4 separate regions of the Mus musculus genome follow, and regions 1, 3 and 4 are each linked to region 2. A link is a loop called in an ENCODE intact Hi-C map of the cell type or tissue named here. Cell type or tissue: heart. All regions are shown on one strand. Region 1 overlaps Pkia (protein kinase inhibitor, alpha). Region 2 holds the start of Pkia (protein kinase inhibitor, alpha). Region 3 overlaps Pkia (protein kinase inhibitor, alpha). Region 4 holds the start of Zc2hc1a (zinc finger, C2HC-type containing 1A).

What was found. Peaks named below come from ENCODE experiments on the same cell type or tissue, not always from the same donor. Only the 100,000 strongest peaks of a DNase experiment are listed, where the experiment ranks them.
Region 1: it touches region 2 in a loop (2.3-fold over the local background); 14 of 42 quality-filtered maps call a loop at or near these places.
Region 3: it touches region 2 in a loop (4-fold over the local background); 14 of 42 quality-filtered maps call a loop at or near these places.
Region 4: a loop joins it to region 2, with 4 times the contacts of the local background. A loop is called at or near these places in 16 of 42 quality-filtered maps.

The regions. Positions count from the first base shown.
Region 1 is chr3:7,426,098-7,428,597 of GRCm38, reverse strand. All of the region lies in intron 1 of Pkia (protein kinase inhibitor, alpha), which reads right to left. Among named protein-coding and RNA genes, the nearest start is that of Pkia, 61 kb to the right of the region's middle. In heart, no CTCF peak of the experiment used is centred here; no DNase peak of the experiment used is centred here.
Region 2 is chr3:7,365,160-7,367,659 of GRCm38, reverse strand. Pkia (protein kinase inhibitor, alpha) reads right to left here and starts at 1,056. Exons shown (of 3, transcript NM_008862.3): 1 at 908-1,056. In heart, no CTCF peak of the experiment used is centred here; a DNase peak (open chromatin) is centred at 1,019; H3K4me3 peaks cover 1,882 bases; H3K27ac peaks cover 1,828 bases.
Region 3 is chr3:7,431,172-7,433,671 of GRCm38, reverse strand. All of the region lies in intron 1 of Pkia (protein kinase inhibitor, alpha), which reads right to left. Among named protein-coding and RNA genes, the nearest start is that of Pkia, 66 kb to the right of the region's middle. In heart, a CTCF peak has its summit at 949; no DNase peak of the experiment used is centred here.
Region 4 is chr3:7,500,934-7,503,433 of GRCm38, reverse strand. Zc2hc1a (zinc finger, C2HC-type containing 1A) reads right to left here and starts at 8. Exons shown (of 9, transcript NM_173181.3): 1 at 1-8. It also overlaps the pseudogene Gm23592. In heart, a CTCF peak has its summit at 1,443 (motif pointing right); a DNase peak (open chromatin) is centred at 23; H3K4me3 peaks cover 658 bases; H3K27ac peaks cover 439 bases.

The DNA.
Region 1 (2,500 bases), 61 kb before region 2:
ATTCTCTGAAATATACCAATAAACCTAATATATATTTACATAAACACTTGTTTTGTAAAGGAAATATGTTTTTAAAAGAAAAAGGAAATGATGACAGAAATTTTGTATAGTTTTACATTCGTAACTCTGGCTTTTATAAATGTCTGGCTTAATCAGGGACATCTGGCTTCTCAAATCTGCACCTGCACTAGATCTGTTGCAATCTGTTGCTTCCATTGCGCTATGTGAGGAAAACCTGTCCTCATAACGATTTTTCTTTTAGGTTTACAACAGTGAAGAGAACTTTAATAGCCTTTTCAGGTATTTGTAAAGTTGTTTTTTTCTTTTTTTACAATGTGGACTGTAAAAGCATAAGAAAATGCTTTCCACCCCCATTTGCTAATGTCTCTAACATCTGTCTTGTGTCATGAGTGGCTCTTTTGTTCTTGCATGCACACACACAATACTGAGCATCACTCTTTTGGCATATATTTGTTCACTGGGCATTGAGTCAGGTAAATTTTTCAACTAGTTACATTTTCTAGTATACAACCTAATTAGTTTTTTTTTTTTTTTTTTTTTGAGCCAGATATGGCATTTTCCAAAACGTATCTTTTTCATTTGGAAGCTTGGATGTTGCAGTCACAAATCCCATTATTCACTTTAAAGAAAACCTTTGCAAAACACCCGGGCACAAACAACCCGAGTTTGTTTTCTATAGAGATTATTAGGAATGGTGATCCTTCAGTCTACAATGTGACTGAGCAGGTGCTCAGGTATTTACCAAGAAGAGTAACTACACAGTTAGTTAGTTAGTTAGTTAGGTAGTTAGTTAGTTAGTAAAAAACTAACTCTGTAGTTTTTCTTTTGTTTCTTAAACCATATTTAGATCTTCTTATCTCATTTTTACAGGTAATCTTGATAGATACCTTAGAGGGGGAATATCAGGTCCTCTTACATTAATTTCTTAAATTCTCTTTTCTCTAGCAACACATGAACAGTTATCCATGAATACCTTCTTTAGTGTGCTCCCACTTACAACAAGATTTCAACAATAGCCTCAGCAACAGGAAGCTCTGGTCAATTCATAGCAGTCTGAATTAAGTTCTTTTTATTTTTAGATTCTTATGTTTTATCAAATATTTTGAACTAATGTTGAAAATGAATATACATGGCTTATAGGCTCAACACATATGAGCACACCTCAGTCAGGTAAAGGGAGAAATGACAAGAGCAAGAATGTATTATTGATGGAGAATCTTTCAGCAAGATGGACAGTTCTTGTCTCAGCTCCACCCATGGGAAAGAAGTCATCTCACAAATAGCTTGTTTTCAATGTCTTTTGTAAAATAGCATTGGCTGCTTCCAGTGATTTATTTTGTACTCATGTTAGAGATTTCTATATCATTTTTTCAATATTTCATATATATATTTCATGATTAATCCCTGTAAGAGTACTGCTGAGATGGTTAATTAGCAGTAGAAATACTATCTATAGGTAGTGCACTTCAAATGAAGAAACAGAAGCAGAGGGGTTAACTGACTCACTAATATTTTACACAGTCAGTAGAAACACTGACATAAGAACGGAAGCCTAGGTTTACCCACTTCAAACACATAACAGCTTTGAGAGTCCAAGATTAGCAATGATCTTCCTTACGTGAATCTTTCTAAATGATTGTCTTATTTCCTTCCCCAGCTCTGTATTATTTTAAGGACTACAGATACTTTTAAAATGGATACCTTCCCATTAAACTAACGTGTTTCCCTGTATGTATTTCTGATAAACATTTAGCTTTCAAAAATCAGGGGTCAGAAAGATGGTTCACTGTTTCAGGGCAGTTGTCAGCAAGCCAGCTCTCTCACCTGAGGTGCATTCCTGAGTTCCATGTGGTGGAGGGAGAGAAACTATTTTACAAGCCATCCTCTGACATTCATGTGTATATGAACTCATACAATAAATAAGAAAATGATAAAATATTGTTTTAAAAATAAAAATGTAGGTTATGAAACATTTAGAAAATTAATTTATTATTTACTTTTCCATCTTTAAAATCACAAGAGGAGTAAAATAAGATCAAATTTATTGGATGGGTCCAATGTGTAATGATAGGCATAAGATAATAAATTAGTTATGAAGTTTATGAAGTTGAGTGCTTTGGGGATATTTAAAAGTTGAAAAGGCACACCACATTCACCAGCGAGTGTACAAGGATAATTTAAATGTCTTAATGGCTTTATCAATATAGTATTTATATGATGAAGTAACAGGTTCATGTTATTATGTTACATAATTAGTAGGGATATTTTTAATACTATTTTACTTTAGGACATGTTAAGCTAAGTTTATTTCATTTTATATTTAGAGCTTGTCTTCAATATTTCTTTATACATATGTAGCCATTTCCATACTATATTGAGACAGTATTTCACAAACTGATCATCTATTTAAATCATTACAGAATGTGACTTTTCAATCATATCATATGTCCTCTTTGATTTCTATGTTTGGTCCATAAAA
Region 2 (2,500 bases):
TATTTGGAGAGACTGCCGTTTCCTTTTCCTGTACCCATGTATGCAGAGAGAACAGTCTGCATAGCCCAACATATTCTGTTATTCCACTCAAGCAAGCCTTTCGTTAGCCAACCAGGGTGACAGCAAGAAAAACACTTCGGGAAAACCATGTCTGTCCGGAGCTGAAAGCGGGACGTTTATTCCTTTGTACAGCTACAGGGGTGTGTTAAGGGAAACCCTCTGTGAGGCACAGCCCTTCTTGGGTCCTTAATGAACTCAGTCATGGAACTGAAGAAGGGAAAAAGACGATGAGATACAGCATCTCTGAAAATCAATGAGCTGATTGGCAGAGAAGATGGAAAATAAAGGTAGAAGTTGCCAAGTGCAGCCCACCTTAGGCAGAACTCGGGAGGGGAGCGAAGTTCTCACTGCACCCTGACTCCCAAAGGAACTGTATTGAAGCAAGCAGGTGTCATGACATTGAGATGAGAGAAGAAACACACAGGTATCACACCAGAGATGACAGAGAAGCAAGGAGGACGTGTAGGGGAGAGATTACGGATTACTGCCCTAACTGCTTCAAAGGACACACGCCTCCCAAGCCTGAGAAAGACTGATGGAAAGTAGAAGACACAAAGGTTAAATGGACATTCAGACGGTTTTACATTTCTAATAGTCATCAGTGTTTAAACCAACCTGCTACGGAAATGGCTGGTCGCCTTTAAGAGCTGGGGGCTGAAAAGCCCCTTTGTTTCTTCCGAACACCTCTTTTCCCATTTCAATTCAAGGCTAATCAACCTTTCACTCCCTTGCTCCATTTCCCACTGTAGAATGCAGCGGGTTAATTCTTCTTTCCCGGATCCTACAAAGCTAGCCCCAACCAGGCGGAAAGCCGTCTTGGATCGGAAAGCGCGGGTCAGCGGCTTACCTTCAGGATGGAGAGACGCGTCCCGGCTGCCCCTGGCTGCAGTCCTGCCCGCCTGGCCGCGTGTGCTGGGCTCTGGGCTCGCAAGGCCCCCGCCCCACCTGCAGCTGCAGCGGCCGCTGGCTACTCCAGGCTGGCTGCATGAAGTCATCGCCCGCCGGAGCAGCGCACTCGGTGCGAACCGCGGGGGGAGACTCGCCGCTCTGTGTTCCAGGAATTGCGTCTGCCAGCTGCACCCGAAAGACGCTGCTCCCCGGAGTGGAGGCTGATTTTCTCTGACCGATTTTACACCCGCAGCATTGCCGGATTGTGCAACAAAACAGAAGGGGCAAACAGACCTTCTTTGCAGAGAGTCCTTGATCTCCGCCCTCCCCTGTCACTATCGCTGTTTGGATAGCTCCATCTGACTGTGTAGGTTTCCCACCCTCTCCATCTTCCTTATCAGTACTGTTCATTTCGCCGAATCTGAGGGATGATTGTCTATTGAAATAAACAGTCATATACTCCGAAAATATTAAAATGGGCAACCGGCCTTTTTAAGAACCCTCATAACATGAGTCATTTGATTTTTAACACAGAGTAAAAACAGTTATGAACGCTGAAGATTGTGGACTTCCATTTTCTTGCTATTGTGATAGAATGGGGTTCTTCCAACCCAGTGAAAGGAGGAGAGCAGTGAAATCACCCAAGGACACTGAGAAGGGTCATTCCAGGATTTTAGTTCTGTTTGCTAGTGGACAGATGCGCATCCCAGCTCTCTCCTTGTACCCTACAGTCCTTGCTTTTGGGCTAGACTGCCTGGGTGAAAGCAATAATATTTGAAAAAACAAGAGGCAGATTTCACATCTGCAGATACCTGTAACTCCCAAGGGATTTCTCAGAATTTCCCTTGGTGACAAACTAAGCATGGATGCACACAAGCCTCTTGTCCTTGCTTCCTTAAATTGGCTCTCCCTCCATGCGTCTGTAAGACCCGAAAAGCCTTAGGTCCGTTATGTCCCACACTCACAGAGACGCAGAGACAAAGATTGATGCAAAAAACAAGAGGTTTATTGATCCAGCATGCTGGGGTCATCCTGAAATCAGGATAGAAGCAACCCCGAGTAGCTAAAGCACACACCTTTTATACATTCTTAAGAGCAGTTTTCAGTCACAGTTTAGCAGTTTATCATTAGTTAACCTTTAACGGCATTAAGGGGACAGACTTAAGGACCGGAGACATTGAGTGGGTTTTTCTAAACAATCAGAGGACTATCTCTTAGCGCACCTTGCAGTGAGGCAAATTCTGGGAAAAGAACATATTTACTTAACTTTTTACAAGAGTGGTCATTTTGAGCTACCACAAATCTTGCACATCTCCTTTTGCTTCCTTCCAAGGTACTGGCTAACCAACAGTTAGGTGATTGGTAGTACAAAGGGCGAAAGGCAGCTTAGGATTTTCTCTTTTTGGTGCTTGGCCAGGGTTTCTTTTCCAAGCAAGTCATTTCCAAGCAGGGAGTTTCCTTATCACTAGTATTCTGCAGTGTATGTGCCTCATTCCTCATATCTTGGCCTTCCTCGTGAGCATCATTAGAGGTTGCCAGTATTACCCTGGGA
Region 3 (2,500 bases), 66 kb before region 2:
AGAGGACACTATGTGTCTGGGATAAGAAAGCTCTTCACATTCCCAGAGGGCTTAGTCAGTAAGTTTAAACAGTACATAACTGATTACCAGTATACAATCTATTCCAGTCATTTAAACCCAGTCCATGTCACTATTGGACATGGCAAGATCTAACAGAAGAGAGTTACATCCTTAAAGCATAACTTTAAAGTGGGTTTTGGGACCCAGGGTCCTCTTCTTTCTCTTTTTAGCTTTCTGGCTACCAAGAGGTGTATATCCTCTTCCATTGTATGGAACCACCATGATGCCTAGCTGCAGCTGCAAAGCACCAGGACCTGGTCACTGAAAAGTACAAAATCACGGGTCAAATGAATCTTCCTCTTCATTAGCTGCCTGTGTCACACATTTTCTTCCACCAGCATGAAGAATTTGGAGTACGGTTGTTGCTCTGTCATTCAGTCATGGAGTGAATTGCAGAGAAAGCTTTAACCATTTTGTTCTTAATTATTAATTAGTAAAGAAGTGCACTGGATAATGTGATAATTAATGTGCTTCAAGTGAGATGGTAATCATTGTTACTCAAAATTACTTTATTTCCAAAATCTTGTATTTGGAAATCCCCTCCTCTGGCCATCACCTCCACCTTTCCTTTCATCTCATACTTTGTGAATAAGTCCCTTCACATTGAGCCCGTCTTAGTTCCTTCAGCACTTTGTACTTGTACTAGGTGTGGTACCATGGAAATCAGCTGCCCACTGGTTCATGTCTCTTCATCTAAGCATCAGGAAGTCCCCTTGCTATTATGATCATCACCTTCCTACCTTTGCTTCATGCTGAGAAAACAGCCCAGCACACATTCTTTGATCTTATTACCAGGTGGCTGTTACCAGAAAAAGTCACGCAATTGTGCCAATTGGCTCAGCTAGACATTTCTGACTATTATTAGTCTGCAGAGTTGCACAAGTTCTTTTATTCACCTCTAGGTGACTCTTCCTTGTGCTCTGATCCATGGGAAAGACCCCCCCCCCCAGTCCTTTCAAGACTACACATTAAATATTGTCTGTTTTCATTGATGGCTCCATCTTTCTTTCCTAAAAGGATGCAGGACATTGGCCTAATGTTTTCTCAAACTTCTTCTCCTAAACTATATTCTCAGTGTTGTCTTTCTTTGCTGGTGAATTGTTTTCTTTCCTACCTTCCTTCCTCTCGCCCACTTTCTTTCTTTCTTTCTTTCTTTCTTTCTTTCTTTCTTTCTTTCTTTCTTTCTTTCTTCCTTCCTTCCTTCCTTCCTTCCTCCCTCCCTCCCTCCCTCCCTCCCTCCCTCCCTCCCTCCCTCCCTCCCTCCCTCCCTTCCTTCCTTCCTTCCTTCCTTCCTTCTTTCCTTCCTTCCTCCCTTTCTTCCTTCCTCCCTTCCTTCCTTCCTCCCTTTTAATTTTGAAACATGCTACTGATCTTCTTTTATACCATCTCCTATACAATCATCCACTTGCTATAACATTATACACCATGTTTAGCACATTTTTGTTTATCTCTCACCCTTGAAATCAATTTCTAATTACTTCTCAATAAGTAGTTTTTTTTTAATCACTTACATTTTCATTCTATTTTAAATGCTGCTTCCAGAACAATATTCACAGAACAAAAGCTTCACACAGTCTATAAATTCTAAAAATTAGAATTCCTTTTAAGGGCAAATGGCTCTTGCTTCTTCCTATTTTACTTCACCACACATGTCATGCTGGTATATTGCAGAATATAGCACAGTGTTTTTCAGAGATCTGTGATGGTGAATTTGCTTAAATCAGTTCCCCACCAGGAATGCAAATAAATCTGCTTGGTGAAACAGACTGAGCCTTCAGAATTCAGCCGAAACTCATCTTCTCTTTTATCACTTTCCCCATCTTCAGACAGCAAGTTATAAGTCAGAATTTTGTCTGTAGAAAGCACTGTCAACATTATGGTGACCTCTCTTTCTAGACAGATAGCAAGCTATGACAAGTCAGGGACTTATTAAGATGAAAAAATATTGCATATACTCTCTCAATTATGGAATGAATATGAGATAAAGCAGAAGAGGAATCCATTGGAGAAGGGCAGAAAGGGAGGGAGTGGGAGGAATGGGGATGGTAGTGGAGTGACAAGATGTGAGGAAAACCAAGTGCTAAATACATAAAAATGTTAAAATTCAGTCCTATCATTTGTTTGCTAACTGAAACTCTAATTTGAAAAGAAAATGGGTTTGCTATTAGTTTTGTATATGCATTTCTAACATAGTTACTTGCATAGTGTCAGTCTTAAATCAAAGTATAGATGCGGCAAAGATCCTTTTATCAGCAGCCACAGACTGTCCATGCTTCCAGATGATGGCAAATGAAAGTGGACCCACTCTAACCTGAATGATTCAATTTATGCAGAGTGTGAGGACGGTGAGATTCAACCTTCCACCCCATCTTTACTTTGGTACTTAAATGTTTGGAACATAGGTTCATAAATTCCTAACACACTCTTATACATCTTTATG
Region 4 (2,500 bases), 140 kb before region 2:
ACTCTAACATCCCGGCCTCCTATTGGTCCGCGCGGGTGGGGGCGGGGTGACAGGGGCGGAGCTACTAAGGGCGGGGCTGCGCCTTCTGCCACCTCCCGAGGGACTCTCCTTCCACCAAGGTTTTTCCAACCACCCTCCCTGGAAACCGCAGCTACTTTTGTTGGCAATCCGAGATCCTTACACGCCTTTGTTCCACTTCAGCCACATTTAGGCTCACACCTTGTTTTCCAGCTTAGAATGCCTCCGCATCTCGGAGCTCCTCATCTCCAGTCAGTAAGAGAATGTCTTTTTAACAGGTCCCTCTGAGCTCTTGTAACAAGATAAGGGGGCCTTGGTCCAGCACCATCCCGTGTTCACTGCCCTTTTAAATCAAGCAACATCCTCTAGCCTTGTTCTTCAGACACAGCTCTATGGGCTAAGACATTGTTTCCTAGGTAAGTCATATTTTCTGTATGGGACTGTGGAACTGAGATTGCGCCAAACTTCTGAAACAGTTTTCTAACTATAAAAAGTTAGGCCCGAAATTAGAAATGAAACTTCCCCGTTGCACAATCTTTCCCTGGCCAGCACTATGCTTGCCCTCAACTGCAGTTCTGCATCTCATCAAGGCTGTACTGTACTGAGCGCTTTAAACTGGGAAGCTAACCTATCAAGGCACAAAGGTGTCTTTCTGTCAGAGTCAAAATGGAATCCAACCACTCAAACGGTTTTGCTTCACAGTCTAACACATTTTACCCTTACTAAAACTCTTCGAAAATTTTACTTAGCAAGAATAAACCAATCATATTGTTTACTGATTCTGGGGTGTCCATTACTAAGTTATCAATATATTTTGTTCGTAACAAGTCTTACACTGTTTTCTTGTTGAGCAGTTTAATTCAAAAGTTGTCTTAATTCTGTATACACTTAAATATGTCAGTAACTCTCTGATTTTGTTTAAACAAGCAAACGCCAAGAGGTCTTATCTGTGAGAAGACGCTCACAGTGGGTGTGAAGACCGTAGAGTCCGAGTCTGGTACAGAATAGTATAAGAAACTTCCATTCTGCAATTATCTCATGAGTCCTTTCCTTGTTCTGCTCTGGGCTTCCCTGACTTCTGAGTTTCTGGGACCTCCATGCAGGCAACCAACCTAGTTACCCTATATTGGTGTAGAGAGCCCCGCCACCACCAGTCCCCTGGCCATGCTTCTAAGACAAAATCAGATGAGGTTGAGGACAGCTTTCATAAGAATGCCCAAAAAAATAAAAAGAACACAAAAAGAATTATCAAAATAAAGAAGACATTTACTTTGCATATTGCAAGTTTAGACAAATATTAGGATGATGGACACAAGCCTTATTAGCCATAAAATCTACAGTAACATCAATAACAATAATAAAAATAGCAACAATAACAAAAGTACCTTAAGAGGCCCTGCCATCTAGAAGCCTTACAGGTGTGGCTGCTATATCACATGTCTGCCAGTAGATGGCAGAGAGGAGAGAAGCTATGTCTAGTTCAGTGTTCTGACCCATGAATAATTTACCTCACATTTCTGGAAAAAGGCCTGTCAGAAAAGCTACCAGTCTGGCATGAGGGGCCTGTCGGGGGCAGGGGTGGGGGGATGGGGAAGCATACAGTGTCCAGGGCTGAGATGACCATCAGAATGGTGCCATGGGGTCTGGGCAGAGAGGTATCCTGAGATGATTGCCAGTGGAGGGCTATGCAGGCCTAAGGGGATAGGCCATGCCTGACAGGACCCCTGACTAGCACCATAACGCATGAACAGGGCATTGTACTCCTGAGACAACCCCAGACATTCAGAGACCCTAGGTGCTAGTAAGAGGAGCAAGTAAGCGGTAGAGAATTGGAAGACAAAGAGAAACAGAAGGGTATGGGCACACGAGGAGAGGCAGAACTGGAGTGAGGAACATCCTGATGTGAGTAGCCTGTGATGTCATCTGGGACCATGGTGATGTAGTCCCGCATTGTTACAGAAGGCCATGTCTGGGTCCATAGCCATACAGTAACAGAACTCTGTTACCTCCAAAGGCAAAGTGAAGGATGCCCCTGTTCTGGGCTGCTGCCCAGAGAAAGGTTGATGTTTGAAGGCTGTACAGAACTGGCCCAATCCTTCACCAAAGCATCCTGTGATAGTGGGTCCTGGGATCATGAAAGCAGGAAAACTGGCCTTGCTCCTTATCTGCTGCAGCACTCAAAAGAGCAGTCCCTATACCTCACCTGAGCAGCACAGTATAGCTGGGGGTTGTGGGGGTTGTGAGTGAGCTAGCCCTAAGGGCACAAGTGTAGGAGAGCTGGCACTGCCTCTTGTCTGTTGGGTTGTTGTGCAGAGGAAGTAGAGATACCCTCCTCCCCTCCTTCATCTCTTACCATCTATGGCAGGTAGGAGATCTGGCCCCTGGGTAAAGAGAGTGGGAGAACTGACCATGTCCCTCACAGACTGCAACACTCGGGAGAGTCACCCTGTAGCTCACTTGGGCAGCAAGATAGAGCTGGTCA